Linked DNA regions of Homo sapiens: region 1 is linked to region 2. The links are chromatin loops, found by intact Hi-C in ENCODE. Cell type or tissue: PC-9. All regions are shown on one strand. Each heading gives the region's core, and the rest is flanking DNA. Links, peaks and the distances in the headings are about the cores only.

The links. Peaks named below come from ENCODE experiments on the same cell type or tissue, not always from the same donor. Only the 100,000 strongest peaks of a DNase experiment are listed, where the experiment ranks them.
Region 1: a loop joins it to region 2, with 3 times the contacts of the local background. A loop is called at or near these places in 2 of 110 quality-filtered maps.

What each region holds. Positions count from the first base shown.
Region 1 is chr2:181,803,463-181,819,154 of GRCh38, reverse strand. No RefSeq gene overlaps it. Among named protein-coding and RNA genes, the nearest start is that of ITPRID2, 80 kb to the left of the region's middle. RefSeq lists an enhancer at 7,999-8,293. In PC-9, for the core only: no CTCF peak of the experiment used is centred there; DNase peaks (open chromatin) are centred at 6,554, 6,834 and 8,184; H3K4me3 peaks cover 509 bases; H3K27ac peaks cover 3,268 bases.
Region 2 is chr2:182,070,796-182,086,487 of GRCh38, reverse strand. All of the region lies in intron 4 of PPP1R1C (protein phosphatase 1 regulatory inhibitor subunit 1C), which reads right to left. Among named protein-coding and RNA genes, the nearest start is that of PPP1R1C, 93 kb to the right of the region's middle. In PC-9, for the core only: CTCF peaks have their summits at 8,465 and 8,665 (motif pointing right); a DNase peak (open chromatin) is centred at 8,687.

The DNA of each region.
Region 1 (15,692 bases), core at 4,456-12,455, 270 kb after region 2:
GGCCCTATTATTCATTCCTCCTGAATCTTTGCCATACTATAGGCCTTTATAAAACAAGCTGTGGGGAAGTGTGGTGCCCAGAGACAGAAAGAATTTAAAATGATACAGTATAAGCTGCCCTTTCAGGCTTTATTTACTTTTCACATCCTATGTTCACTTCTGACAGTGAAGGGCAACCATTTCCTTAGTATATCAATCAACCAAAAACAATACATCAAAGCTCTGACTATGTTCCAGGAACTGTCTAGCACATTATCTCCTTAATGTCTAGAGAAAATACCTACTGAACCTCTTCCCACACTTTATATGGTCATCCTTCTCCCTTGTTATGGCACTCTGATCTTTTTAGTCTTATACTTTTCAATATAGAAAATTCTACTTAAGAAAATAAAATGGAAAAAATATTTTCAATGAAGCTTGTGTATTCATAAAATATCAGGATCCATAAAAGTATTCATAAAACATCCGGGATATTAGCTTTGTTAATACCATCCATGGTTTCATACAACAATATTTTCTTCAAAGTTATCCTAAAGAACAATAGTGAACAAGATCCTAAATCCTCAAGTAAGCACTAAATGAATACACATATTCAAAACAAGAACTGGTGAAAGGGCATTTGTTTTCATAGAATTTCAAATCCTAGTCAATTATGTTAATAATACCAAAGCTTTTGTAAGAAAGAAATTCTTATTCAACATCTCTTTTCACCAGGAAAAAAACCCAGCTAACAAAAACCATAAGCAATAGCATTATGCCTTATTTACTGCCAAAGAAATTGTTAAGTGACTCTTTTTAAGCCAGTAAGTTATTTCCAAGTCAAGTCTGTTCTTTATAGAGTTCACTACACAAGATAAATCTTCACTGTACTGAATCCAAACATTATCAAAAATTCTACATTGAACAGTAAAACAAAAGGTCAAAATTGAGAGGAACCAGCCCTGGTTCTTATCATTATTTCTTCATGATTCAAGCTAATGGGTTTTTTTAATTAACCGCTGGTTTTTCTGTATGTCCATTTTGGCAATGACTTCTCTGAGGGAAAAATAAAGCTGCTATTTGAAGTATTAGGAGTGGGTCTAAATTCACTAAATTCTTTAGTTCTTATTCTGTTGAAATATTCCTTCTCACCAATTGGATTCACTTTGAAAACTCTGATCCTGTTGTAATGTACATATCATTGGCAATTATCTGCAAAATTTTTCCAAGAGGAGAGCTGGCCTTCAATCCTTAAAGCAGTATCTCTTCAAGATCCAGAAAGGCCAAATGCAGGATTTCCCACATCCTGAAATGTGATTCTTTTACTATCTCCTAGATATAGCTTGCTAAACTTTCTGCCAAGATTTACCTAGCAAGTTTGAGAAGAAATTAGAACTTAGAGAAGAGAAGGCTGAGGAACAAGGACAGAGTAACTGAAAGCAGAGTATTACAGCACAGGCCACTCATTTCCAGTCATCTTACAAAGAATGTGCTAATGATATTCCCATTATCAGTGTTTCCTTAGTATATCTGGTTACAATATTATAATCATCTACAGGGCAAAAATAGGGCTTATAGGGTTCTATTAATTCAGTCCTTAATACCATGCCAAAATTGCCATATAATAGATGCTTTCAGGTAATGCCTGCTATAACCTAATGGAGCCAAACACATCACAAATTAGGAGAGTAACAAGCAAATTCCATTTAATTTGTTTTTACAAATATAGGAATTGAATGACAGAGTTTTGTATGAGTCATGGCCACACACAAACTCCAGGTCTCCCTTCTAAGGTGTCCCCAGCTCAAAGCCAAATTGTACTGGAAACTGTTTTGCCTCATCTTTTGGTAACTGCTCCCACACAACCCCTGTATTGGCAGAGCGTACATTGCTGTTCCTTTCTTTGACCACTCTCCTTTCTCCTCTAATTTTTCATTGCCATTTCCAGAGAAAGCTGTCAATAATCCCGAGTTAAGAATGTCTCCCTTCTTTGAAGTCTTAATAGTCCTGTATAAAGTCAATAGCCTTGTTAATATGTATAGTTATGTCTATACCACAAACACAATTACATACAGTGTTCTACCTAGGTTGTGTGGGATTAATTTCCCCAGCTAGACTAGAAGTACTTTAAAAGCAGAGTCTACCTCTTATCATTTTCATCCTTCGTGTAGTTTCCCCATTGATGGACACATAAGGAAATAAATAAAGCCTTCCAAGTTCCCATACATTGCCAAATTCTAGACCTCTCTAGTATCATGTCCTCCTGTGTTCTGCCCAGATACAGATCTCACTCTGGACACTCTTTTCTTACTCCCTGTTTTCTCCCTGCACAGTAAAATGCTCATGTTCTTGGAGCTTTAGTTGATAAGTAGTTATTCTAATAATCATCATCCTTGACTATGGTGTTTTAACAGTGGCCAGCTAAAGACAAGGCCCCTATCTGTCTAAACTGATAATGACCAAAGATCATGGCAAATCAGTGTTCAAAAGATCTGGAGACATGGGGGATTTTGAAATCCCTAAACTTACATAAAGTTGGTGGTCAAGTACACCAGCTGGGTATAAGCCAAGATTTAGGCCCCACATCCTGATCATTCAGCATATTGTCTCTTCTAGTTACTTCCTTTTGCTTCAGGGAGGCTCTTATGTTAAGTGTTGATCAAGAATGAAAAAGGTCATGCTGATTTTTCAAAAGTATGAGTTATAGTATAGAAAAAAAGAAAAGGTGAAACATTATTTTTAAAAGATGGAGCTACTATGTTTGACAGGCTTACAGATAGAAAACAGAACTCTGAAAATAGCATACAACACACATCAGGAAAAAAAGTCACCAGTGTTTTAAAAGAGCTGATGTAGTGAATCAGAAAGAGAAATAACAAAATGAGTTGATGATAATGGAGAAAACTTTGAATTTTTTTAGAAACACTGTCACTCAAACATTGGTCACACTACATATTGATTTTAACCTTCCCACAATTGAAAACATGATATTCAAATGTGTGAGTAGTGAGGCAGGGAGAGTTGGAGAGAGGTAAATAAGAAAATTCATAAAAGTTTATTATCTTCATATTATATATTTTTTAAAAATGTCACATTCTACCCAAGAGCATACAGTTAGAATGAGGCTGTTTTTGAGTGGCTTATTGAAGGGGTATGACTGATTTAACGGGTCTTTAGTTGCTTTGTGTCAAATACTCTTCTGAGCAATTTATGTTTATTTACTGATTTCTTAACCAAAATCCATTGCCAAGAACTGTGAAGAGTCTGAGATTTTACCATACTTGTAAGCTAACATGCTAGCTTGTCACAAATGCATGGATCCTGACAAAAGATATGAGACTCCTGGGTCAGAGACAGAGGACTTCATTACAGGTTGATTATCTCTTATCTTGGGACAAGAAGTGTTTCAGATTTGGGATTTTTCAGATTTTGGAATATTTGGATGTATGTAAGGAGACATCTTGAGAATGGGACCAAAGTCTATACACTAAATTCATTTATGTTTCACGTATACCTTATACACATCGCCTGAAGGTAATTGATAATTTTATAAAATATTTTCTAAAATATTTGTACATGAAACAAAAGTTCTTACTGCCTTTTGACTGTGGCTCATCACACGAGGTCAGGTGTGCAATTTCCCAGATGTGGTGGTATGTCGGTACTCCAAACATTTCAGATTTTGGAGCATTTTGGATTTTGAATTTTGGGATTAGGGTTGCTCAACTTGTATTCACATCAAGAATAATAGAGTACCACCATTTGTACCAATTCTCTGAGGGCCAGATGACACCTACTTTTGGAGATGGTACTCTTACAGGACAGAAACCCTGAGATTAGGGAACCCAAATATTTCAAAAAGGCAGGAAGTATGCTCACCTTTGCTCCAGAGGGAGATACTATCTCTATTATGCTAGACAGTCAGCACACCAGCCCTTTGCTCTGGAGGAAAACACTGTATGTATCTTTCAAGGCAGTTTGCTATACTAACATCTTTAAAAATATAGTCTGAAACAAGAATTATCAGTGTTTCTGCACTCAAGACAGGCAAAAATGTGAGAAACCTGTGGAGAATTATCTCCCATCTGTGAATAGATACTATCATTAACTAATTTTATAGGTGCAAAAGCTAAGGAAATGAGAGGTTAAGTAATTTGCCCAAGGTCAAACCCAGATAGTCAATTCTGAGAGCTGAGGATATTAGCCAATGTGATTAACTTATTTTCTCTTGAAGGTAAACATTATTATTTACATATACAGCGACATGTAAAAGTTCTTAGTGTTATCATTCCAGCATCTTATGTTTCTCATCTAGAAAGTAGGCAAGGGGCCAGTGGGAAGGGGGCTTGAGTTAGAAGCTCTCTTTGAGATCTTTTCAGATTTAGCATGCCTTCATTCTAAGATTTGTCTATTAGAATGAAGAGACAGTGTGTGTAAGTGGATGTGACGCAGACTGGAAACAGAAATATAAGAGCATCTATTTCATTGTCAGTGTATATTTAAAAACTTTTATCAGGACCTTTGCATTCCTTATTTTTTATGAGATTATTGAGAAAAGTGAGTCTTGAATTACCACTTCAGGTATTTTTGGTCTTTCTAAGTATAGTTTATGGCTAGGTTAAGCATATGGTTTATTTTCCAACTAACTCTATCATAAAACTTCCTTTTTCTATAATACAAGTGAGAATATTATGTAAGAATAAACTGAGAGCAGTCTTTAAGCTGTTTATACCTGGAATGTTGCCAGGCCAGCATGTGCTGGATGGAGCATTACCAAAGAAGGGAAAGAAAAGCAAAGAAACTGCAGAAACATTGGTGACATAGTCAGACTATGACTCCTCTTCATTTCCACGGGACATCAAGAAATGTTTTTCTCAAGTTGGAATCTAGTTTTAGAACTACCAGTAGATATTGACTGACACTCTAACCCCATGCATAATATCAGACAGTTCATCTTATCACCAGTTAGATCTCGGTCACATGCTTCCTGTTGTTATGAAGACCTTTTGAAACCTCAGGGCCAGATAAACACAAGAGTGGCCCTCCTGCTCCTTTATATGTTGATGTTCCTTGGGAGACTGTCCTTGACCCGCTTCTTCTCTCATTCTGCCTACTGACTTCAGGGTGTCTCATTTACTCCCTAGGCTTCAAAGGCCACTTATACCCTAAGGACTCCCCAGTCTCTAAATATGGTTCACCATGCCCTCCTGAGCCCTTGGACCATAAAATCAACTTTCTGTTGGAAATCTTCACTTGAATATGTTAAGGACATTTCACATTCAACTGTTTGACGGTTATCACCACCTTCTAAACCCACTTCTTCTCCTTATATTCTCCATGTCATTTAGGGGCATCACCATCTACTCAGGAATCACCATGTCCTGTTAATATTCCTTCCTAAATTTCTCCATTTCCAATGACAACATCTTTGTAGAAATTGCTATTAATTTTGATCTTGACCATTATGTCATTCTCTAATTGATCTTCTGAAGCTAGAATTCTCTCTATAAAATGCACACTTGATCATGTCAACCTTTTTCATAAAATCGCTCAATGTTTAGAGACACCCCAGCTATCAACAGGGTAAACCCTGAACTCCTAATATGACTTCAAAGCCTCTATAATTGGGCCCTTGCTTGTCTCTTTAGCCTCATGGTGACTGAGTGCCCTCATTCTAGCCATACTTGTATATTTTCAGATCCTCACACCAACTTCTCTCTTTTTTCCCCTCCCTCACAGATTGTCCTTCTGCCTTGGACACCATTTCTATTATAAAATGACCAATTCCTGCTCACCTTACTCGGCTGGAGAAAGATCCATATTCAGAGAGCCTTCCCTGACCCATAGACTACTGTGGGCTCTCAAAGTGTCTTGAGCTTCCTCTGTCATTAATCTTGATCTTGTTTTCTAGTAATAATTCTTCACAGCAATGCCATCTGCTTCATTGGACATTAAGCCTGGAAATGGCATGACCATGCTTGAATCTCCAGCATTTGGCCTGGAATATGGCACTTAGTAGGAGCATAATAAATTCCTGTTAAATGAATGAATGAATGAACCAATAAAGGATCTGCCCAGGTTCACTTTTGTGAGTAGGAGAGTGGCCAGGTGAAGTAGCATACAGCCTTTTAGCTTGACTTTTTCTAGACTTCTTTCCTAAAATGTAAATGGTAAGGCCCAGACAATTTCTTGGATCAAGGATCAAAGTGCCTCCTTTTGATTTCTTAGAAAAGTCAGAATTTAACAGCAAAAGTTAAGACAGTTCAGGATCAATATTCAAAATAAAGAGATAATGCCAGATTTTTAATGTATCTGTTTTATACATTGTATTTCTTTTCCCACGTTTTAAAATTGGAATTTTACAAAATATAAAGTGTTTAAAATGATCACATTTCTTCTTTTTAGCCTCCATTTTTTAAAAGTTTCTTTAGGAGAATGGCAGGACTCTTTGTGCCATATAAAATAGGAATTTAAATTAGGAGGTATAACAATATTCCACTGCCTCTGAATTTAGTCATTGTCTTGAATGCCATCGAGTATATCATAAAAGTATATCCTGGATTACACAACAACAGGAAGGAGGAAATACTTTCCAGATCATGAGCTTAAATTATGGAATTACAAAGCAAACTTTTATGAAAACTCTCCTCCCTACCTTCAGCCCACCAACTGCACAGACATTTCTCTGATGTCTGAGCTAAGTGGTATTTTTGTGGGTTCTAAGCCTTGCAGTTGCTGTTCAGGCAAGAGGGAGATTTCTCTCTCTCTTTTTTTTTTTTTTTCAGTTTAGGGGAAAAAGTGAGATTTAGGTTTTTTTCAGTTTAGGGGAAGAAGAAAACTGGGCCATCCACATTCCTTTCTCTACCCTATCACTTATCACGGACTATATTGTATGCATGATCTAATGACAACCATTAAGTATCTGAGAGAAACCTAGAGAAAAGTTATGTGATTACAAATTTATGATCTCAAGAAATAAGGACTTCTGACTCCTACCTTTAGCCCCATCAATAGAGCAGCATGATTATAATTAGAAGGAGTATGCCTTCAGATTTGCTCAGGACAGTGCTTGTTTGGTCTGTTGTTCTGAGCTAATTTTTATTTTTATTTTTATTTTTTTGAGACAGGATATCGCTGTCTCATCCAGGCTGTGGTGAAGTGTTTTGATCTCGGCTCACTGTAACCTCTGCCTCTCTGGCTCCAGTGAATTCTCCCACCTCAGCGCCCCAAGTAGCTGGGACTACAGGGGTGCGCCATCACATTTTTTGTAGAGATGAGGTTTTGCTGTATTCCCCAGGCTAGTCTCGAACTCCTGAGCTCAAGCGATCTGTCTACCTCGGCCTTCCAAAGTGCTGGGATTACAGGCATGAGCCACTGCACTCAGCCCTGACCTAATTATTAATAGTGATCCTTTTATTCTCAAAAACATCTTTGGGATATAAATTACTTAGTCATTTTAAATATAATGGTTATTTAGCATAACACCAACTCACTAGGTTTCTTTTTTTATTCCTCATTTTGAGAGCTTACTATATGCCAGGCATTGCGATGGCTCTTTTTCACTTGCACTCTAATTAATTTTTTACAACAAATCCACTATGCAGATAATGTCACTGTCTTAAACAACAGGAAACTGTGATTCAGAAATGTTAAGGCATTACCCAAGGCCACACAATGGTACATGATAGCCAAAATTTAGATGCGTTTCTGCGCAACTGGAAAACTGTTCTCTTTCAATTATATTATGTGCAGGTTCAAAATGGGGCCTTAAAAACATACCTCCCCTAACCCTTCTCCTCCCTCCTCCAACCCTACTCCCCCCTCCTCCTGCCCACATAAATAAATAAAACACACAGACAGAAGCAGCAAGCAACCCAGAGTGGCTTGGTGCAAGTCAGAGGCTAGTTGACTCCTGGGTGATGGTACATGATGGACTTAACCAGATAATGCAGTAAATCATGAATTCTAACAACTCAATTGTCCCGAATATGTTTCAGATCACTCTGTGTGTCTCTAGGGCTCCCTTGAAAGAGAAAAAGCTACTCTGGAGAACTTTCACTATGTGCTTCTCACTCCCTTTGTGGCCCTGGAAACAGAACGGAACTCCTCCCTAGCCTGCTGCCCACTGCTACCAGTCTTTCCCACACCCCAGATATGAAGAAAGATAATCAGGCCCTCAAATAGAAGTTTCCCGATTATGAGTCATGGCTTACTCAGCCTTTGTTACAGAGAACCTGGAAGCCTTTGAAATACGCTGTTGATTTTGGCAGTCTTAACTCCCCGTGCTGTTATCAAGAGACAAGTTACACGACTAATTTGCTTGAGAAATTACCTCTGTAATGAGTATATTAAGAAGAGCCTATGTTAAAGGGCCTGGTGTTTAATATACGGTGTTTAATGTCAGTATATATTAATAGCTACTCATTTCCTTGCACAATACTTCATAGCTAATAGTTCCCCAATAAATAGCTGTTACATTGAATTAAATAAAAATATGACATTATCATAGGGTACTTTCAATGAGCCAGGCATTATAATAAGAGATTTTTTTCTCACTCTCTCTAAACACACACACACATTTTGTATGTATATGTAAAATAAATATATATTATGTGTGTTTCATACATAATACATAATATACATAATAAATACTTAAGTATAGACATTTAAATTTAATTAAACTAGATATGAAAACAACATACATCAGCATAACTCCCTTAAGATTAGTTATTTTTATTTTATTTTTTGAGATGGAGTCTCGCTTTGTCGCCCAGGCTAGAGTGCAGTGGCACGATCTCAGCTCACTGCAACCTCTGTCTCCTGGGTTCACGCCATTCTCCTGCCTCAGCCTTCTGAGTAGCTGGGACTACAGGCACCCACCACCAAACCGGGCTAATTTTTTTGTATTTTTAGTAGAGACGGGGTTTCACCGTGTTAGCCAGGATGGTCTCAATCTCCTGACCTCGTGATCCACCCGCCTCAGCCTCCCAAAGTGCTGGGATTATAGGCATGAGCCACCGTGCCCAGCCCAAGATTGGTTATTTTTTATATGTACCTCATAGGGATGATTTCTGAAACAATTATATATTCTACCATGGTAGACATTATACAGTTTCAAGAAAAATAAATTGTTATATTCATTTAAGTTAAATTAGATGTGTACTATTATAGTATAGATGCTTTATAGCCCTTATCTGCAAAACATAGATAATAATATGGCCTAATTATTAAGATTGGCAAGCAGATAAAATTGGACAATGCAGTGAAGTGCGGCTTGTAGCATTTTGCAGGCACTGTATATAAATCAATGACCTCTTCATAACTACAGTGAGACTTTGGATATAGATAGGTATTTAGGAGAAAAATCTTGTTCAGTAGTATGTGTAAAGGCACTGTTTAAATACATGCATTTGTTCTATCACTGTAAATATTGTTATATTGCTATTAATATGTAAACTTAAAGTATTAGCTTTAAAGTTGACTTGGGAAGGTAACATTTTGTAGTCTACAGTTTTTCAGAGATAGATTCTGAAGATTTTGCCTGAAAAAGGAAATGCTTTTTTAAAAAACGTGCTTTGAACCTAAACAGTAGAAAGGAAGACTAAATAGAAAAGTTCTCTTTTTCCACCTAAGCCTAAGCCAATCAGCAAGCAGAGCTCTCCTGTCCATTAGAATTTATTCAACAGAGAGGTGATCTAATGTAGGTCAAGACCCAAAGAAATTTTTCAAAGTCGTTGATAAAGGAATTTCCTTGTTCTTACAAAAATTGCTGAAATAACTGGGTTCTCCTTTGTTGGATACTTTTGTGCATAGATTCAAGGCTTAAAACGGCTGCAGTCATCTTGCTATGGTTTGAAGATTAGGAAGATACACAGAGGAGATAATAGCTAAGAGGGATGCAGAGGAATAGAGCCATAGAATTGTATTAAGCCAGCCTAAGGCATAAATCTTGACTAAGGTCAGTGAGTTTTCTCCAAGCATAGTCCTAGACCAGAAGCATCAGCCTCACCTGGGAATCTGTTCAAATACAAAATCTAAAGCCCTATCCCAGAAATGTAGAATCAGAAACTCAGGGTGGAGCTAGCTCAGCAATCCATGCTTTAAGATGCCCTTCAGGGGATTCTGATGCAGACTAAAGTTTGAGAACCACTGGTTTAAGCCAGTTTGAGTAATATTTTCTGTTACTTGCTCTCAAAAGTATATTAAATGTAATACCTAGTGAAAATATACTCAAATTGACTAATGATTAACTAACATAAAAATTCCAGAAAGGGAAATCATGGTATAATATGCCTGGAAGAGTGTCCTGTTATAGTATGGTAGCTATACTCAAAGGCTTTGGACCCAGACTGCCTGGGTTCATATCCCTGTTCCGCTACTCATTAACTGTGTGACCTGGAGAAAACTAGTTTAGTTTCTTCCTGTGTAACCTGCAGGTAATCTTATGGCTGTTTTGAATATTAAATTAGTTAATAAATGGAGAGCAATGAGAAATTTTCCTAATTGCTAATGTATTCTAAGCACTCAGTATATGTTAGCAATCATTATTACCATCAACACGTAATATATTCATCACATCAGAGAAGTCCTAAAAAACAAACCACACCTGACTAAACTGACCACATTAATATTCTTTTAATAATGTGATATTGTTGGTGCCAAATTACTCTCACGATAGCATTTGGATTCAAAGTAAATAATTTTATTATGAAATGTGTATCTCATTATGGGGACAACACTGTAATTGTGTATTTAAAAATTCCTCTGAAAAAAATGTCAGAATCTAATGTTAATTTTTCATTTACTCAACAAATATTACTAAGGACCAATTAATAAGGTGCAAATAATTTTTAATGTAAACACATGCATACACACACTTCTCTTTAATAAAACTAGAAAAAAGACTGGATGTTAATAGACCTGTTAGTGTTGATCTTTGGGCAATGGAACTATGGTTTATAGTTTTCTTTTTATATAGTCTGTATTTTTAAAAAATATCTTGTTATTATTTAACAAAAGTGGATTTCTAAAAAGCAAATAAAAATTACTTTTCTTTGAAGGAAAACACAGGTCCAAATAATCTCAGGGCATCCAGATATCATTTTTTAGTTGTGACATAGTAGCCAATCAATTCTGCATTGTACAGCACTCAGTTCCTAGACTGGTTCCTATAATCTTCCTATAGGAAGATTCAAGCCAGACAGAGTTCACTACCTGAGTTCGGGACCAGCTCATGTCTAACCCCCAGACTTCAAGAGTAGAAATCAGTTGTGGATGCTTTAGGACAGAGCATAGGCACTCAAACCCACAGCCAGTGGAAAGATGCTTAATGAACTAGTCCATTCTGCCTAAGAATCCTTTGGGGTTCAGACTGGGGATGCACGGTAAGGAAGCTGGCCAAATGTTTGAGGTTACAAATCTCAGGAAGAATCTTAATCCAGAAACCTAAGATCTCTCTCTCACACTTGGGTTCATCAAAGGACAGACTCTCCTGGCCACATTTAGCAATGTTAGGTAATTATGTACTGATGAACCCTGCTAGCAAGCATTCACAACCCAGGACGCTAGCAAATCACAATTTACAGTCAATAAGTAGACAGTACACACATTCTAATTACTCTCTACTGAGTTGATTTGTAACTATTCATTTTCTTCCTATGCTCCTGTTCTATTCCCATCACAAACTAAATGGGACAGGGAAAGAAAGGTAGCCAATATGTAGCACAATTAAGAGCTTCACTCTGTAATAGACAGTCGTAGGTTTCCATCCCATTCTAAAGAATGGGATAAAGGTAAGTTTGATGGATCATGCATACAAAACTGTGTGACCTGTCAGACACCCAATCTCTCAAACCAACCTCTTCAAGCTGTTTTGAGGGCTAACTAAAATAATACACGTGCAATGGTTAACTCAGTGTCTGGTGCAGAGGCAGCATGCAGTAAAGGTTAATCTTTTTTTTTAACTCTTAAGTTCAGGAGTACATGTGAAGACTTGTTATATAGGTAAACCCACATCATGGAGGTTTGTCGTACAGATTATTTTGTCACCCACATATTAAGCCTAGTACCCATTAATTATTTTTCTTAATCCTCTCCCTCCTCTCACCTTCCACCCTCCAGGAAGACCCAGTGTGTATTGTTCCTCTCTCTGTGTCCATGTGTACTCATCACTTAGCTCCCACTTAAAAGTGAGAAGAGGTAGTATTTGGTTTTCTGTTCCTGTGTTAGTTTCCTAAGGATAATGGCCTTTAGCTCCAGCCATGTTCTTGCAAATGACATGATCCCTTTCTCTTTTGTGGCTGCATAGTATTCCATGGTGTATATGTACCATATTTTCTTTATCTAGTCTATCATTGATGGGCATTTAGGTTGATTCTATGTCTTTGCTATTGTGAATAGTGCTGCAGTGAACATACGTATGCATGTGTCTTTATGATAGAACAATTTATATTCCTTGGGGTATATACCCGGTAATGGGATTGCTGGGTTGAATGGATTGCTGGGTTGAATGGGATTGCTGGGTTGAATCGTGGTTCTGTTTTTAGCTCTTTGAGGAATCGTCACACTGCTTTCCACAATGGTTGAACTAATTTACACACCAACAGTGTATAAGCACTTCTTTTTCTCTGCAAGGGCTAATTTTTAATAATGTTGTTTGTTTTGGTGGGAGGGGGGCTTTCTTCTTCCGCCTATATTCTCTACTATTATCACTACATAATGGCGTAAAAGCAGCAAATGCCATGGAGGTAAAACTCTCCTAATATATGCACTTTCCTATCCCTGTAATGAAGAGAGAAGCAAAAATAAATGTGTGTGTGATAGTTTCCACACAGTGAAGTTTTAGTGATTTCAGAAATGCTGGGCTTCTAGAGGACAAATAACCAAAAGGAAATTAGTATATTTGGCAAATTGTTACTTAGTAGCATGTGGCTCAGGCCTTCCTTGGGCAAGTTGGCAGGAGGGGAAAGAGTACTCAGACTGATTGCCAAGCAAAAGGGGGCTGAGCTTGGCAGCTACCTGATGGTAATAACGAAGCTCCTAAGAGCTACAAAATCCTTGCCTTTCCCTGTAAACTTCAGACCCTCCTTGCTGCATCCATGAAGTCTATATTTAAAGCAAGCAGAGGCCAGTCTCCTCCTGGACCTAGAATAAAGTGGGTCTCCTGAGGTCCCTCCAAACTTGGGGCAGCCACTGTCACAGCAGGCTTCATGTCTGGCTCTCACTAGGTCTTACTGTCCCCTTCCCTTTGTTTAACTCTCAGCCTTGTAGCTGTGCAAAAACTAGGAAAGAGGAAGTTCCAGGCCACGTAATCAGATATCGTCTTATTTCACACAGCCACCCTTATTTGTAACATATAAAGGGAAATGTGGCATCGATGGACAATGCTTTAGCATACATTATTGAAAGAAAAAGCTTAAGTACTAAATTGTATTTTATGGGAAGGAAGACAGAAGAAGCTTGCAAACCACAAATGACTTTCAACAATGCAGTTATGTTTCTACTTTACTAGGCTCATTTGGAGGATAAAATAAATAAGACCTTGAAGCCAGTTTTGGAAATATATCAAGTCATAGAACTGAAATGATCTAAACAAATGATGTATCTGTTAAAAAACCTCATGGGATCCAAAAGGACAATACTTTAAAGGTTAACAAGGTTACTTTGCTCATTAGGGTCTTCTCTCTTCTGCCAGAATACCTTGTCATAAAACCTCAACTATGCCAAATGTCTAAGGCTTAGAATTATCACTGCATCTGTTATGTGCTCTGGAGAATATCAAGGTTCTCAGACTTTCTCTCAGTGAAGTAAAATAAGAATTCTGGGTTTGTTGTGAAGTTTAAAAAAACAAAAAGTATGATTCACTTCCTATTCAGACTCTAGTTTCTTTAAAAAGTAACAGTTGAATGCTTTTGCCAAGCCCATACTTCTTCTTTATTGTATGTTACATTCTATTGTTAATTAACAATAAGCATGTTCACAATGGGAAACCTTTGATGGATTCATTTTTAGAATAAAGTTAACATGGAACTATTAAAACTTAGTATAGAATCAGAGATCTGGAGTCCACTAGATGTATTAGCCACTCTAGAACTTCTAATTCACTGCAGAATTAATTCTGAAATGCTATCTGTCTTACACCAAACAACTAAAATTATTGTTTCTCCTCAAGTTTTAAGAAATGCAGAGTTTCAGCAAGGACCAAAGCATCAGGGAAAAAAATAAGAGAATCCCATTCTACATAGTTTACTGATCATAAAATCACCATATGCCCCATTGCTTCTAATTGACTGCTCCTCAAGCATTTTCACCAAGTTGGAAAATGAGGATGCAGAATTATTCAGGAGGCATTTTGGAAGTACACTAAAGGAAATGGTAGTCTCATCGAAGTAAGAAGATGAACATTTTGATAAACAAATGGGTTATTTCTAAAGAGACAATTTACCTTTTGAAGAGATATACAATTGAGATCTGTTCCAAGATGGCCAAATAGGAACAGCTCCAGTCTGCAGCTCCCAGCGTGATTGACGCAGAAGACAGGTGATTTCTGCATTTCCAACTGAGGTACCTGGTTCATCACATTGAGACCAGTTGGTCAGTGGGTGCAGCCCATGGAGGGTGAGCCAAAGCAGGGTGGGACATCACCTCACCTGGAAAGTGCAAGGGATTGGGGGATTTCCCTTTCCTAGCCAAGGGAAGTTGTGACAGACTGTACCTGGAAAAATGGGACACTCCCACCCAAATACTGTGCTTTTCCCAAGGTCTTAACAACCAGCAGACAAGGAGATTCTCTCCCATGCCTGACTTGGCAGGTCCCACGCCCACAGAGCCTTGCTCACTGCTAGCACAGCAGTCTTGAGATCAAAATACGAGGTGGCAGCCTGGATGGGGGAGGGGTGTCTGCCATTACTGAGGCTTGAATAAGTAAACAAAGCTGCTGGGGAGCTCGAACTGGGCGGAGCCCACCGCAGCTCAGCAAGGCCTACTGCCACTAGACTCCACCTCTGTGGGCAGGGCTTAGGTGAACAAAAGGCAGCAGACAACTTCTACGGACTTAAACGTCCCTGTCCGACAGCTCTGAAGAGAGTGGTGGTTCTCCCAGCATGGCGTTTGAGCTCTGAGAACAGACAGACTGCCTCTTCAAGTGGGTCCCTGACCCCTGTGTAGCCTAACTGGGAGACACCTCCCAGTAGGAGCCAACAGACACCTCATATAGGCAGGTGCCCCTCTGGGATGAAGATTCTGGAGAAGGATCAGGCAGCAATATTTGCTATTCTGCAATATTTGCTGTTCTGCAGCCTCTGCTGGTGACACCCAGGCAAACAGGGTCTGGAGTGGACCTCCAGCAAACTCCAATAGACCTGCAGCTGAGGGACATGACTGTTAAAAGGAAAACTAACAAACAGAAAGGAATAGCATCAACATCAATAAAAAGGACATCTACACCAAAACCCCACTGTAGGTCACCAACATCAAAGACCAAAGGTAGATAAAACCACAAAGATGGGGAGAAATCAGAGCAGAAAAGCTGAAAATTCTAAAAATCAGAGCACCTCTTCTACTCCAAAGGATCGTAGCTCCTCGTCAGCAACGGAACGAAGCTGGACAGAGAATGACTTTGATGAGTTGACAGAAGTAGGCTTCAGAAGGTCGGTAATAACAAACTTCTCTGAGCTAAAGGAGCATGTCCCAGCCCATTGCAAGGAAGCTAAAAA
Region 2 (15,692 bases), core at 4,028-12,027:
GAGGTCACTTGTTTTTCTGTTTCTTGAAAAAGTGGTATCGATTTCCATTTCTGTAACAATGCATGAGTGTATCTTTTCCCACACTCTTACAAAGTTTAAGTATGATCCTTTTAAAGAAAAATTCAAAATTGGTAGATTGCTTTGCTTTATATTTTTTCAATTATAAATGAGATTTAACTTTTTTATTTTGGGAACACAATCATTTTTCTATAAATTGCCTGTTTACAACTTTTATTCATCTTTCCTTTAAAGTGTTAGCTTATGACAGCTTAACTTGTGACAGCTCTTGATATAATGATGATAACATTTTTTTCTACTTCTTTTCTAGTCTGTCATTTATCTTTCAATAATGTTTTAGCTATTGCAATATTTTCCTCTTGGTATCTATAATCCTGTTTCTCATGTTTTTTTCTTTATAAAATCTTAACTTTGCACTTATATTTTAAACACATTTTGTAAATATATTTATATTTCCAGATCTAATATCTGATTAGTATACATATTTCTTCTGTGTTATTTTGTGATATCATTTAAAATTTTTTACTTTATGACCCATCTAGGGGTTTTCTTATGGATTTATCAATACATTTCCATTTGACCAGAAAACTAAGATATTCTGGAGGGCAAAGTAGAACAAACATGTGTGTTATGTGATTAGCTTTCCTATCTGTTCCCTGCTCACCCGCCCCATTTTACAAGTTTCCCCCGTGGCATGTTGCAGTGTCATTTCTTCATTGAAAATAAACTACAAATATTTGAACTTCAACAAATATAACTAGAATAGATTCTGTTGTATAGCCAGAGCAGACAGTTGCCTTAGGCAGCAAAAACATTACATGCAGCAAATTCTTTAGGGTTTGTTTTTAGTGTGAAAAGCTAGAGGCAACAAAAGATAAGACATTTCCCATTTTGTCTAAAGTAAATTGAACCAGAATTTAATTATCTTCTAGAAGTACCATCTTTGGCACCCATATTCACGTTCATACTCGAATGGGGGCTGAAGGGTAAAGCTACTTATACTTTTGATAAACATTTTAGAAAAAAATTTGTAACTACACATTTTCTACAATTAAAGGATGAATATTCATAACATTTTACTTTTTTAGAGACTAGTGTGTGTGTTTATGTGTATACAGATGGATGTACAGAGGGAAAACTTGCAAAGTAAAATAGATAAGAAAAAAATAAGTTTTACCTTCAGGAAGTCCTAGCCAGAGCAATTAGATAAGGGAAAGAAATAAAGGGCATTCAAATTGGAAAACAGGAAGTCAAACAATCTCTGTTTGCTAATGATATGATTATATACCTAGAAAATCCCAAAGATCCATCCAAAATACTCCTAGATTTATATGAATTCAGCAAAATCAATGTACACAAATCAGTATCACTATATGATGCAATGTACACAAATCAGTAGCACACCAACAATGACCAAGCTGAGAATTAAATCAACAATTTAATCTCTAACAATAGCTGCCAAAAAATAAAATAAAATACCTAGGAATATACTTAACCAAGGAGGTAAAAGATCTCTACAAGAACTATAAAATACTGTTGAAAAAAATTATAGGTGACACGAACAAATGGAAATACATCTCATGCTCATGAATTAGAAGAATCAATATTGTGAAATGGCCATACTACCCAAAGCAATCTATAGACTCAATGCAATTCCTATCAAAACATCAACATCATTTTTTCACAGAATTAAGAAAACAATCCTTAAATTAATAAGAACAAAAATGAATAGCCAAAGTAACTCTGTGTAAGATGAACAAATCTGGTGGCATCACATTAGCCAACTTCAAATTATACTACAAGGCTATAGTAACCAAAACAGCATGGTATTGGCATAAAAGTAGATGCATAGACCAATAAAACAGAATAGGTAACCCAGAAATAAAACCAAATACAGCCAGCTGATCTTAAATGAAGCATACAAAAACATAAAATGGGGAAAGGACACCCTACTTAATAAATGGCGCTGAGAAAACTGGATAGCCACATGTAGAAGAATGAAACAGGGTCCTTCTCTCTCACCACATACAAAAATCAACTCAAATTGGATTAAAGACTTACATCTAACAGTTGAAATCATAAAAATCTTAAAATAAAACCTAGGAAAAACTCTTCTGGACATTGGCTAGGCAAAGAATTTATGACTAAGACACTTAAAGCAAATGCAACAAAAACAAAAATAAATAAACGGGACCTAATTAAACTAAAAAGCTCCTGCACAGAAAAAGAAATAATTATCAGAGTAAACAGACAACCCACAGAATGGGAGAAAATACTTGCAAACTGTGCTTCCAACAAAGGACTAGTAACAAGACTCTGCAAGAAATTCAAACAAATAAAATAAAAAAAAACACAAATAATCCCATTAAAAATTAGGCAAATGACATGAATAGATAGCTCTCAATAGAAGATATACATAAATGACCAACAAACATTTTAAAATGTTCAACATCACTAATAATCAGGGAAATGCAGATTAAAACCACAATGAAATACGACCTCACCCCAGCCAGAATGGTAATTATTAAAAAGTTAAAAAGTAACAGATGCTGATTTGGATGTGGTGAAAGAGAACGCTTATACACTGCTGGTGGAAATTTTAATTAGTACAACCTCTATGGAAAACAGTATGGAGATTTCTCGAAGAACTAATAGTAGATCTATCATTTGATCTAGCAATCTCACTGATGGTTATCTACCCAAAGGAAAAGAAGTCATTATAGCAAAAAGACACCTGTACACATGTGTTTATCACAGCACAAAATTCACAATTACAAAGATATGGAACAAAACTAAGTGCCCATCAACCAATGATCGGATAAAGAAAATGTGGTGTATATACACTGTAGAATACTACTCAGGCATTAAAAAAGAAAAAAAATATCCTTTGCAACAACTTGGATGTAGTTGGAGGCCATTATTCTAAGTGAAGTGACTCAGGAATGGGAAGCCAAATACCATATGTTCCTGATTACAAGAGGGAGCTAAGCTATAGGTCCACAAGGGTATACATTATGCCACAGAGTTGTATAACAGACATTGGAGACTCAGAAATGGGCAGGATGAGAGAGGGGTGAGAGCTAAAAAACTACATATCAGTTACAATATACAGCACTTGTATGATGGCAGCATCACAATTTCAGACTTCACCACTATACAATTCATCCGTGTAACCAAAAACCACCTGTACCTCTAAAACTATTGAAATAAAAATAAATATATATGAAAAAATTCACTTTCAACCTAATTATTCAAATCTTTGTTTTGAAGACTGAAACCAAAAACTTGTACACAATTGAAAGTATGACAATAATCTAATCTTTCTTTTGTAACTTGACTTCTAGACTTTAGCAGCCTGGAGAATTTATGAGATTCTAATATCACAAATACCTCAAACTTCTTTTTGACTCTAGGACTCACCTAAGGCCCCTTTAAGAATCTATTATGCTCTGGTCATGTTCCAAGGCTTTTCTGAGTATACATATCTAACAGTGTTCCCAAATATCTGTATTCCAGTTGGGCTGTGTTGATTCTATCCCACCGGGTACCGTGGTCTCCCGCTGGGTATTATTAGACTCCACCAAGTGTTGCAGCTTCCCAACAGGTACCTTTTTGCTCCATAAAGCATTGCTAACTGGAATCCTTCTGTGACCAAGTCAAAGGGTGGTCTGGGGCAACACAGGAAAGGATGCCCTTTCTGCCTGTATGTTATAGTTGATCAGAGAGATCCTCTAGTAATATTACTTAGGTCTTCAATGTTTAACAGTGCTTTTGTTAAAATAGATCAATCTTGAAATTCTTATATTTCTATTGCTGGAATAATCAACATATATTCAGTACTTATTGAGTCTATGTTCTTCCGCGACTCAGATGCAGAGCCAGCGAAGGCAGGGCAGTAAACAAATGCAAGTGACAGAATTGACCCAGTCTTCAGAATCAGGCCTCCTCCATGACCAAGGCTGTCTTACCAGGCCAAGCAGAAACTCAGAAAACCTTGTCCGTTTGACCTTCAGGGTAACTTTCCACCCTTGATTTTATGCCAGACACGTGCACACATGCTTTAGAGACGATGTCCCATGTTTGTCAAACATAATTTGAAACCTGCTTGAAAACCAGGTGAGATATTTTCTTTTGAGAACTTTGAGTCCTGAAAGAAAATATTATCCTAAATGCATCCCCTCTGTTTACCTAAGTTCTATCACTTTAAATGCAAATGACTTCCAATTTCACATGCATGCATTCATCTGTTGCTTTATGAGTTTGTTTCTATTCTTTGCATGGGTGAAGTGAGAATTCCTAACTAGCTCACAAGATTAAGTGTAAAAAATGTCTTTGTGTCCCCTTATGGAAAACAGAGTGGTAGATAAAGGGAAATACAGAATCCTGCTCAAATCTCATTATGTTGGTGTCTGCTTTGTCAAAGTAATAGCTTTTGTTTATTTCTTTAAGCTTCAGGAATAAAAAAGACCTTTTTTTAAAAAAAATAGGCATAGGGAGGTATGTAGTCAGAACTTGGTATTTGCTTTCCCATTAACTACAAAGTTTCTGCACATGAAGCTTTTCTCCCTGATATTTATGACTTTTTATGTGGACATACGGAATTGGTAATATGCAGGATAAACAAATCTATATCCATAGTGAAATGGGCACAGCCTTTTATGCAGGCAGGATATGAGGTGTACGTGATGAGTGGTTGAAGTGGCTTTTCAACCGCACACATTAGACATAGTTAATGTAATTCCTGCTAAGTGCAGGAGTTTTTATTATGACATATTTTAATATGACACAATACTTTTTTTTTACAAAATGCATCCAGAAGTTATCGAAGTTCATTTGTAAGTTAACTCTGATAGCTGTATTTTAGAATTAAGTTTCTCTCATTTGCTTTACTAAATGATCACTTTTATCTGATCAATGCTTTTCAGAATCAACACTCAATAGGTGCTGAATATATGTTGATTAATCTAGCAAAAGAAATATAAGGATTTCAAATTTTCTATCACAATTTTCTACTCTTCTCTGTTTAGCTACTTTCTATAACTACTGCAACTGCAATGTATTGAATCTTCTCTTTGAAAGAAGACTGAAAAGAGGTTAAGGCACTCATTTGTATTCACCCGGAAACTGAAACTTGAAAAAAAATTATACAATACTGATAGCCGCTATTTGTTGAATGCTTACTGTGTGCTTTTTCTCGTTCCCTTTAACCCCCTTTTGTATAAATATGGACACCAGTTGGCACTATGCTCAGAAAGAGTATACTACTTACCTCTCCATTTGCCCAATAGCAGCTAAAGATGTAGAAACCAAATTCTTCCCAACAACTGCACACACTGAGCACAAACCTCACTCTCTTGTTAAAATGCAATCAAACCTGGAAATATGCTTTAAATGAAGTTAATCATCAAATGAAGTAGCAACCAAATAAGTGTAAGAGTTTTAAAGAGTTTATGTCAATATGATGCTAAAATTATATCTAATGACTAGTATTTCTTGACCATGGATGAGGGGCATAGTACTATGCTGAAGCATTTTACATACAGTTTTTTCATTTCATTTTTACGAAAACCTTATGAGTATGTACCTTTATGATTAGGGAATTTAAATAACTTTCTCAAGGTCATATTTTACCAATAAGAAAACTGAGGCCAGAGCTATAAAATGGCTGAACATAATCAATGCATATTAAAATGGCTTTATTTAAATGTTGTGGGTTAGAAGCAGTTAATATTTTCCTTTTTTTTTCCCCTTAAAGCTTCTCCTTTTCTGCAATGAGTCAGCTTGTATGCAGGGCCACTAAATAAGGCCAACTTACTGGATATTTCATATTTCTCATTGTCATTAAATAGACATATAGTCTGAATTAGAGGAAATATAGTTCTGTTTCTATCTGAAATATGTGTGAATGTGTATTACGTGATGTATTGTGTTACGGTATTACTCTGCTTTTTATCTGGGTGAATGTTAAAGAAAGCCTGACCTGGAAAAGGAGAAATGAGAATATAACAAGTGAACTTCTCTCAAGATCCACTCTACAGGACCAAAAGGTTGATTAGTTATGGCAACAAAGAAGACGAAGTCGTTATAAATGATGTTGAGGCTTTGAATCTGAGCAAATGGGGGATAGTGATACCATTTACAGGAATTGGAGGATCCCCTGGTTTTCGTTTGGGGATGAACATAAAGGCAGTTTTAGATGGCTTAAGTTTAAGATAGAGCAGACTATTGGGGGATGTGCTGTCGAGAAGATATGCAATGGGAAATCTGTAACTTAGGTGAAACTGGAAATGGCTTGAACTATGCATGGCATTTTAGAAGTCACCTTAACTAAAACTTCTGCAACAGGCATTGTTCTAGTGCTTTATGTATAGCAACCTATTTAATCCTCAAAACCAGTGAGGTATGTATTGGGTTGAATAGTGTCCTCCAAAAATTCATGTCCACTTGGAACATCAGAATGTGACCTTATTTGAAAATAAGGCCTTTGCAGATGTAATTAAAATGAGGCTCGACAGGATGAAGTAGCCAATATTCTAAATCCAATAACTGATGTACTTACAAGAAGAGGAAACAACACACAGAGACACAGAAGAGCAGGCCACGGGAAGAGTGAGACAGAAACGAGTTCCACTCCCAGAAACACCTGAGGACTTGCTGAAGAACACCTGGGGCCACCAGAAACTGGAAGAGGCAAGGAAGGAATCTTCCCTACAGCCTTCAGTGGGAGCATGGCCCTACTGATACCTTGGTTTTTAGACATCTAGCTTCACCAACTGTGAGAGGAAACATTTCTTTTGTGTTAAGTACCAAGTTTGTGGGAATCTATTAAGGCAGTCCTTGAAAACTGATACAAAGTGCACACTTTTATTACCTCCATTTTAGAAGCAAAGAAAATGAAGCACAGATGAGGCATCCAACCCACTCTCTCAAGGTCAGACAGTTAAATGGAACTAGAATTCAAACTGAGATTCTCAGGCTTCAGATTTTTGCACTTAGCCACTGCTTATACTTCCTCTATTATTTTTTATTACCTGATAATAAAGAATGACCTAACCTGTGTATAGGGAACAAGACACAGCGCAGCATTACCTGAAGGCAAACTGTTGTTCAGAATACGTAAGACATTAGGCTCAAACCATTTTTCCTTATCTAGCTATTAGATTATAAAACCATTGTTTACTGTCTTGTCAAAACCTAATATACTAAAATAAACACATCTGCTATGTAAGTAGCAATAGAGAGCTATCAGAGACGTGAATTTATTTGTAATAATCTATGACAACCTCTACAACTCATTATCTAAATCCTCTTCATCAGAATATAGTGTTTACATAGCTTCTTTTATAGCCTGATTTAATGGTTTCTGGAACCTACAATTCTGTAGAGTCAACTATATTTCTGATCTTGTCTCCATATCAAAAAATAAATAGAATTTGATTGCAGATTGTGTAACTATGGAAAAGTCACATCACATTAACTTCTTTAAATAAAAACTATGTATTTTATATGATTGACTGTATGTTGCCTGGCCATACTTTCAGAATGTTTGGAAGGGAAATGATTTCTCTTTGACATTCTCTGTGTCATTCTGTTGGTTGGGGCAGAAACCCAGATTTCTCAGGAGTAGTGTTTACTACAATTAAAACACACCTGCTACATATTGGGCACTATACATATATTACTTTATTTTTCACTCACATGACTCTCTGAGGTTATCTTCAAATTATAGATGTGAACAAGAAAGAGTATAAAGGTTAAATAACTGGAAGAAGACGACACAGATTTGAATTGTCAGAGCTGGGATTCAAGCCCACGTTTCTCCTACTCCAGTTCTCCTTCTTTCTGCTATTTTTTCCCGTACCAAATGAAGGTGGTTATCAATATCAGAAAGATGAGATACATAGGATTTTAACTAGTCAGTCTGAAGAAGATGTTCATTTCTTTACATCTTTCATTTGCCACTCCTTCATATGGAGTAAAGGTACCTTAAGGACCCCTATGAATAATAATCTGCCTTATGAAGGAATAGAGCTGTTAATGTGGGGCTGATAGACTCATGAAGCTCACTTTGGTTACGGTTGTCCTGAAAAAAATACCTGCCTACTCTATCTAGAGCCTGCTTTTTACTGCAAAAAGTAAGACACGACAGGAATACATATGCTTGGATGATTAAAGACAGATGGTGAGTAAGGTGGCTCACAATTTAATAATCATAAAAATAAGAAGACTTTCTGTTGCTTATTCCCTTAGTTTAACCCCATTTCATACCAAAAATGACATATTTTTCTCCTAAGGGGCTCAGGTTCTTTTCACCCAGGCTGGAGTGCAGTGGCACGGTCTCAGCTCACTGCAGCCTCTGCCACCCGGGCTCAAGCGATTCTCCTGCCTCAGACTCCGGAGTAGCTGGGACAACAGGTGTGCGCCACACACCCGGCTAATTTTTTTGCATTTTCAAGTAGAGATAGGGGTTTTACCATGTTAGCCAGACTGGTCTCAAACTCCTGATCTCAAGCCGTCCTCCTTGGCCTCCCAAAGGGTTGGCATTACAGGCGTGAGCCACCACGCCCGGCAAGGGTTCCACTTCTTAAACATTATTTTCTACTTGTACTTTTTAAACTTTGTGAACCAGCAGAGGGAGCTGTAGGGTCATAAGCACTGTGTTCTTTTTAAAATGATCTAATAAGCACTGAGTGTGAAGTGCTTCTGTTTCATTGCCAATGAAGAAAATACTGAGTCAACCCTCCTTGCCTATGTAGTGTTTATTCAAGGGATAAAAACTCTCCTAGGAGGCTCTACTGGCCAATTATCAGGGGTAGAACAGAACATTATTTATACAGCACACACTGCAGTGGCTCCATGGGATCTGCTCTGGTCTATTGAGTAATTACATAATTACGTGAAAAAATATATTTATCTCAGAGATCAGAAGAGATTAAAATGCCTGTCTGAAAAGCTAAGGATGCTGATATAGATGCAAAGAATTCTTTGGTTTGGCCTTATAAGTAAAACATGGGACATGTGGTGATTCAACAATTAATTAATCTTAATAAAATGAAATAAAGCTTTGACATTGCCAGTGAGGCCCTGTGATATTTTTCAAAACATTTATATGTTAATTAAAGTCGATTCACATAAAAATTAAGACGATCAGGCGTTTCTCCTTTTTATCATGGTTCAGCTCTCACAAAATGTATCTTAATCCAAAAAAAGTAAGTTTATGACATTTTATGTTACTTTAAAACAAACAGTTTAATGTAGCAATGTTTACATATCTGAAACTTGAAACCTATTTTGCCATTCTTTGAGGTTCTTTGAGGTCATAAAAGAGAGTTTTCGTTTTCATTTACACAAATGAGTATTCACGTAGTAATTTTCTAAAAATTTGAAGGTAGACTAGAAGTTTTCATTATGTCTAGGACACATTTGTATGCCCAAGTAACTGTAAAAAATTAATTAATAATAATCAAATGACACTGCCTACCATCTTCTAAGAAAGGCCCAAAGAAAAACTAATTCCATTATTATTTTTACAAAGTTTAGGATGAGTAAGACTGGTACAAAGGAGTATACAGGGATCAACATCAGATAGGCTAAGAATCTTTGGCAAACAACACTCTTCCATATTTCTTCGTGGTAGGATTTACAGATGTGTTATTTAAAATCCAATTAAGTTTGTTAATAGTAGAAAAATTAAAATGTTGAAGAAAATAGCATAAGCAAGATACTACAGCCATACATAATTGAGAAAGATTAATAGAAAAGTATTTTGAAGAAAATTATTGTAAAAGTACTAATTAACTTATTGCACAAAGAGGGAATTACATCAAGGAATAATGGTAGAGTTAGGAGGTTTGGGGTGGGGGGGTTCTGATTGACTTCATTAACCATCAGGACTTAAAGCATAAATGAGTGCAGTGTATGAAATCACAGATCCAATGCTCTTTCCCTCCATTCTCCTGATTTTTACATATATTATTTCTTCAATAACATCAAAGGCAGGAACAAGTACTTCTTGCTTGCATTTTTAAAAAAGATGAACAGACAGTAGGAGAGGATTTCTCTTTTGGTCCCTTTTTTCTATTATAGAAGTTCATACAAAAAAAAAAAATTAGTCGGGCGTGGTAGCGGGCACCTGTAGTCCCAGCTACTCAGGAGGCTGAGGCAGGAGAATGGCGTGAACCTGGGAGGCAGAGCTTGCAGTGAGCCAGGAGACAAAGCGAGACTCCGTCTCAAAAAAAAAAAAAAAAAAAAAAAAAAAAAAAAAAAAAAAAAGAAAAGAAAAAAAAAAGTTCAAAATCCTTGATTTATAGATAACTTTAGAGATATTAAGAACTGTTCTAAAAGATCCAGACTAATTCCTACAATCACAGAGTAAACTTTTTCAAGGCAAAAATCAACATAATAAGCTGTGGGACTAAATGTAAAACTTAAAGATAAAATAATACATTATAAGCATATACTAAAAAAAGCATTTAAACTACTTTAATTTTTTTATTTTTGCCACACAAAAATATGTTTTGAGACCTATTTTTACATAATGTGAGCATTATCATCCAGTGACAATTTTTGATACATAAAATATATTTTTTCACAGAAGTACTGTAAGTTGAGGCAAAGCTTATCATCTCAAGATTATCAATTGAAACCCAAAAGGAAACTCCAAAATTTGAAGTGAGATGCTCAGACTTCATAGTTTAACCTGAAATGGACATAGAGTAGTGCATAGAGTTAATTGTCAACAAGAATTTAAAAATGCTTTTGAAAAGTGGGATTCAAACCACTTTCCTGCCTTTTAAAATATGCATTACAATAGAAATAGTGTAATTATTTTCTTAGTGACTGAATCATTGTTTTGATCATCTTTGTCCTACGCAGTGATGGTGTGTAAATTTTATGTGTTTCTGCCTCTGCTCATCAGGCAGCCTGCTCTCATATCTCCTGCAGCCATCTTGTGCCTTACTTCTACTTCCTACTTCCTTTTCATTGGTTCTTAGACTGCCATGGTCTAAGAGGACCAACTGGCTTTTAAGAATTAAATATTTAGTAATAGGCTGCTGATGGCCTCAGATTCAGAAGGCAAATGATAGCCATTTCAAGCTCTCAGAGGCTCTATAACAATTCTAGCTTTAGCTGTATTTGGAAATGAGTTGCCTTGTGGGTATTACATGGATGAAAGCATGGGAGAATCTTTTCCTAAGATCGCCTGTTGGAAGTCAATTAAAATCATTTTAAGTTTGGTTTTGAAAATAAAATGTGACAAATTTATACATAAAAAAGAATAAAATGATAGCTTCAGTATACCTACCAAGGATAATGAAAGTACAACATAGCTCCCATTGGTAATTATACCAGAAAGGATGCAATGTAGAATACAGATCATAAATTCAATGCTTATCACATAATTTTTATATTGTGCACATAGCAATTTCCTGAAATTCTAACCTTTGAACATTCTTATCCTGCTTGGTATTTTTTCTCTTAATGAAAAATCCAAAACTGTAAACCTTCCTCAAAATCTGACCTAGGGTGTTTAGAATTTGGTAGTTAATTTGTTTAAAGTAACACAGATCTCAGAATGTTGCACAGAGTACAAGTTTAATAAATATTTGTATACTGTTTGACAGCATTGCTGGTATCTTTACTGTCCCACAGAAAACACTCAACAGAAAGAGTGCATCTAGTTCTGCCACAACTGAGGTGTTGGGTATTTTGTCATGACAGCCTATTGAGAAAGGAATTAATAAAACTGTTCTTAAAATTATCTTGCAGATCAGGCTCCTTTTTGAAGTTCAGGCAAGAATATAAAGTTTTAGGAGGGAAAATGTTATAGACCAGGACAAGTTTGTGAAGAATGTAATCTTAAGTTTGCCCCACTAAGAACCAATTTCTCAATTTATCTTGACATTTTTATATTTTAACACATTTTACAAGGATTTCAATTGATCTATTCTGGAAGAAAATATGATGAGTATTTTGGCATATCAAAGTCATAGCTACTACTTAGAAAGTCTAAATGCATGAAAGAAAAAGAAAGATTGGTGCTAACAGTTGTCCATTCTTGTAGAAATAAGAGCACTGGGAACAAGCAGATAAACTGAGGCAAATACAACTTATCATAGAAGAATTTTTGGCTGGGCGCAGTGTCTCACGCCTGTAACCCTAGCACTTTGGGAGGCTGAGGCGGGCGGATCATGAGGTCAGGAGATGGAGACCATCCTGGCTAATATGGTGAAACCCCGTCTCTACTAAAAGTACAAAAAATTAGCCGGGCGTGATGGCGGGCGCCTGTAGTCCCAGCTACTTGGGAGGCTGAGGCAGAAGAATGGTGTGAACCCGGGAGGCAGAGCTTGCAGTGAGCCGAGATCGCGCCACTGCACTCCAGCCTGGGCGACAGAGTGAGACTCCGTCTCAAAAAAAAAAAAAAAAAAGAAGAAGAATTTTTAACTACTTTGTCCTTTTGCCCTGGTCCCAAATCTTCAAAGCACTCACAAGAAATATGGCAACGTGTCAAGCAATCTTCAAAATTATCCAAAAGTGCTCTATTGTCTCGGGATACAATCCCAACTTTTTTGCACAGGACACAGGAGACCTTTGACAAGTCCCCTGCATCTGTTCAGTGTTTTCTCCTCCACAGTTTCTGCCCCCACCCCACAGTGTTCAAAGTTCACGTGCCCATTCACATTCTGTGCCTTCAGGTCTGCCAAACCCTCTTTCTGGAATCTACCCCTGATATTTCTCTAGCAAAATCTCACTCATCCCTCAACTTACAGATGCCATTCATTTCTTCTGTACAGTCTTCCCTAGCTGTGACAGGAAGTGCCAGCTATTTCCTTCTCTGTGTTCTAATGTCATTGTCCATATCAATCTCAGGGAACTTACAAGTTACAATTTTTTAAATAACTTTCTTTTTCATTTGACAACATTTTTCATATAAACAGGGACTGTATTAGCTTATCTTGAACTAAAAGAGCCTAATAAATGACCTGGAAGACAGACAGCAAGCATTTTATTAGAGTCTAGAATGAAGGTGTGAGTCAGTGAATGAATTTATAATTTTGTTCAATGTGGCTAAAATTAAGCCAATGATGCTTATTTTTAAATCAGAAAGATTATTTACTCACTGATTCACCATTGACTAGGAGTCTTCTAAAATTCAAATAGAAGACAGATCAGAATGCTCCTGGAAGACAAATAGGACATGGGCCCTGCCCTCAAGGGCTCCGCAGTCTAGCTAGAAGGAATTACAGATATCACATATATAGGTATATAAAATGCATTCTCAGTCTCAAAGAAGCACAGCTAAAAGGATTTAGAACTGGCAGGAAGGCGGACGAAGAAACGCCTCTATGTAAATAACACTGCAGAACAAAAGCATAGAGGCCAGAAACCACGTATTATTTTCAAAGAACTGAATGCAGCTCAGCATTGCTGCAGCATGGAAAAAAGAAGGCTGTGGCCGGAGGCAAGGCAGGACAGGAGTGAAGAGGCAAGGTCATAAAGAGACCTGTACATCATTTCCAGGGACTTACTCTAAAGGAATTAGTGAACACTTGAAGGAATCTAAAACAAAACAGTCAGATTTGTGTGGTCAGCTGTCTGGGAGAGGGAGAGAAGCTGGAGACAGACAAGATTAAAGGCAAGCTTGGTTTGAGTACAAAACTGTTATTACATAAGGATCAATAACACGAGTTTAAAATTATTAAAAACAAAGATACCAAGCATTTTGTAAAAACATTGGTATAAAAAGATCTTGTAAAAATTTTCCATCAAGCTATAAGGTTGCATGGTCTCTGTATTTTAGTTAGGGCAAACAGGATAGATGGGCAAATGGAAAAAATGAGGCCCGTTGCTATTCTAACAAAACTTCATAGGACACCCTAAAAAAAGGCTCAGGTCATGACTTAGTTTTGTAAAGGGGAAGGACACTTAACATGGGAACCCTGCTCCTCTGTAATCCACACTTTCCTCCAAAATAAACTATTTTAGTTACCTTTCATAGTTTTCTATAAAAGCCAAATAATTATACAAAAGCACATTGTATATGTTGAAGCACTACACTACACAACTGTAAGGTATTATAAACATCTTTTTTAAAATCTTTGATTTAAGTAAAGCAAACAGCTAAGCGTCAAGAAGGCTGCCAGTCTATTATTAATTCCACATTTATAAAGGGATAATACAAATCTCATCTCAGAAAACATCAGGGAACACTCCATTAGGCATAAAACAAAGGAGAGCAAGTCCATAAAAATGGCATCTGCCTATTCTAGTAATGAGGAATTGTTTTTACTTCCTGAGATTCCTATTAGCATTAGTATGAGTGGAGTGTGTACACCTTAGCATACTGATAGCGCCTACATTAATGGACGTGGTGTACACACATTTTTGCAAGGAGATAGATTTCTCCATTTTTAGCAACCACATGCTTATTCACACATATATTTTGTAGAATACTGACTCAAATAGGAATTCAAATTATATTTGAGAGCTCCTTGGAGAAAAGGCTGGTTCTAGGACTGGGACAAGAAATACATAAAATGAGCCTAGAGAATCTTGTAGTCCCAGAAAGTAAAGATATTCTAAAACAAACCAACACCCTGACATTAATGGAATATGTCAATGGGACACAGGAGTCAATGGAAAAAGTTCCCAAAGGCCAAAACAGGAACTATTTGAGCAACAAAGTAAGTAATATAGTATTGAGTTATAATCCAAAGTATAAAATGAATATCCATGTGTCCATAATGATGAAAATAAATGAACAGATAAATCAATGGAGGAGGAGAAACAAATCTGTGCAAAAGAATTTCAAATGATTTATGTGTGTACAGGACATTTCCTTCAAGGAAGTAGAGTGCAGCTTCCCACTCTTTAAATGGGTACTACACACAGTGACTTCCTTCCAAAGAGTACAGTATGGAAACGGAGTAAAAAAAGGATAACTTTACAGTGAAGAATCTCCAAAACTACTACCTCAGCCAGGTGATCAAGGTCAAAATTAACAGCGATAAACCATATTGGTAGTATGTGCCCCTCGTATCATGGGATGAAATGTTACTTTATCTCTGCTGTCTTTCTTCCAAAAATCCACTACCTCAATATAATCCTGAGAAAAACATCAGTCAAATCCCGGTACAGGGATATTCTAGAAAATACCTAACCAGTATTCCTCAAAACGTTTAAGGTCATCACAAACAAGGGACGTCTGAGAAATTGTCACATCCCAGAGGAGCCTAAGGAGACATGAAACCACACATAATGTGGTATGCTGGATAGATTCCTAGAATAGAAGAGAAGACATTAGGAAAAAAACTAAATAGATACCAAGAAAATATGGGCTTTAGTTAATAACAACGTATACATATTGATAAGGCATGGATCTGTGTCCCCATCCAAATCTCATGTACAATTGTAATCCCCAGTGTTGGAGGTGGGGCTTGGTGGGAGGTGATTGGATCATAGGGGTGGATCCTTCATGAATGGGTTAGCACCACCCACTCAGTGCTGTTCTCCTGATAGTGTGTGAGGGAGTTATTGTGAGATCTGGTTGTTTAACAGTGTGTAGCACCCCCTCCTCCCTCTCTTCCTCCTACTCCAGCCATGGAAAGTGCTGGCTCCCCCTTCACCTTCTGCCATGACTGCAAGTTTTCTGAGGCCTCCCCAGAAGCCGAGCA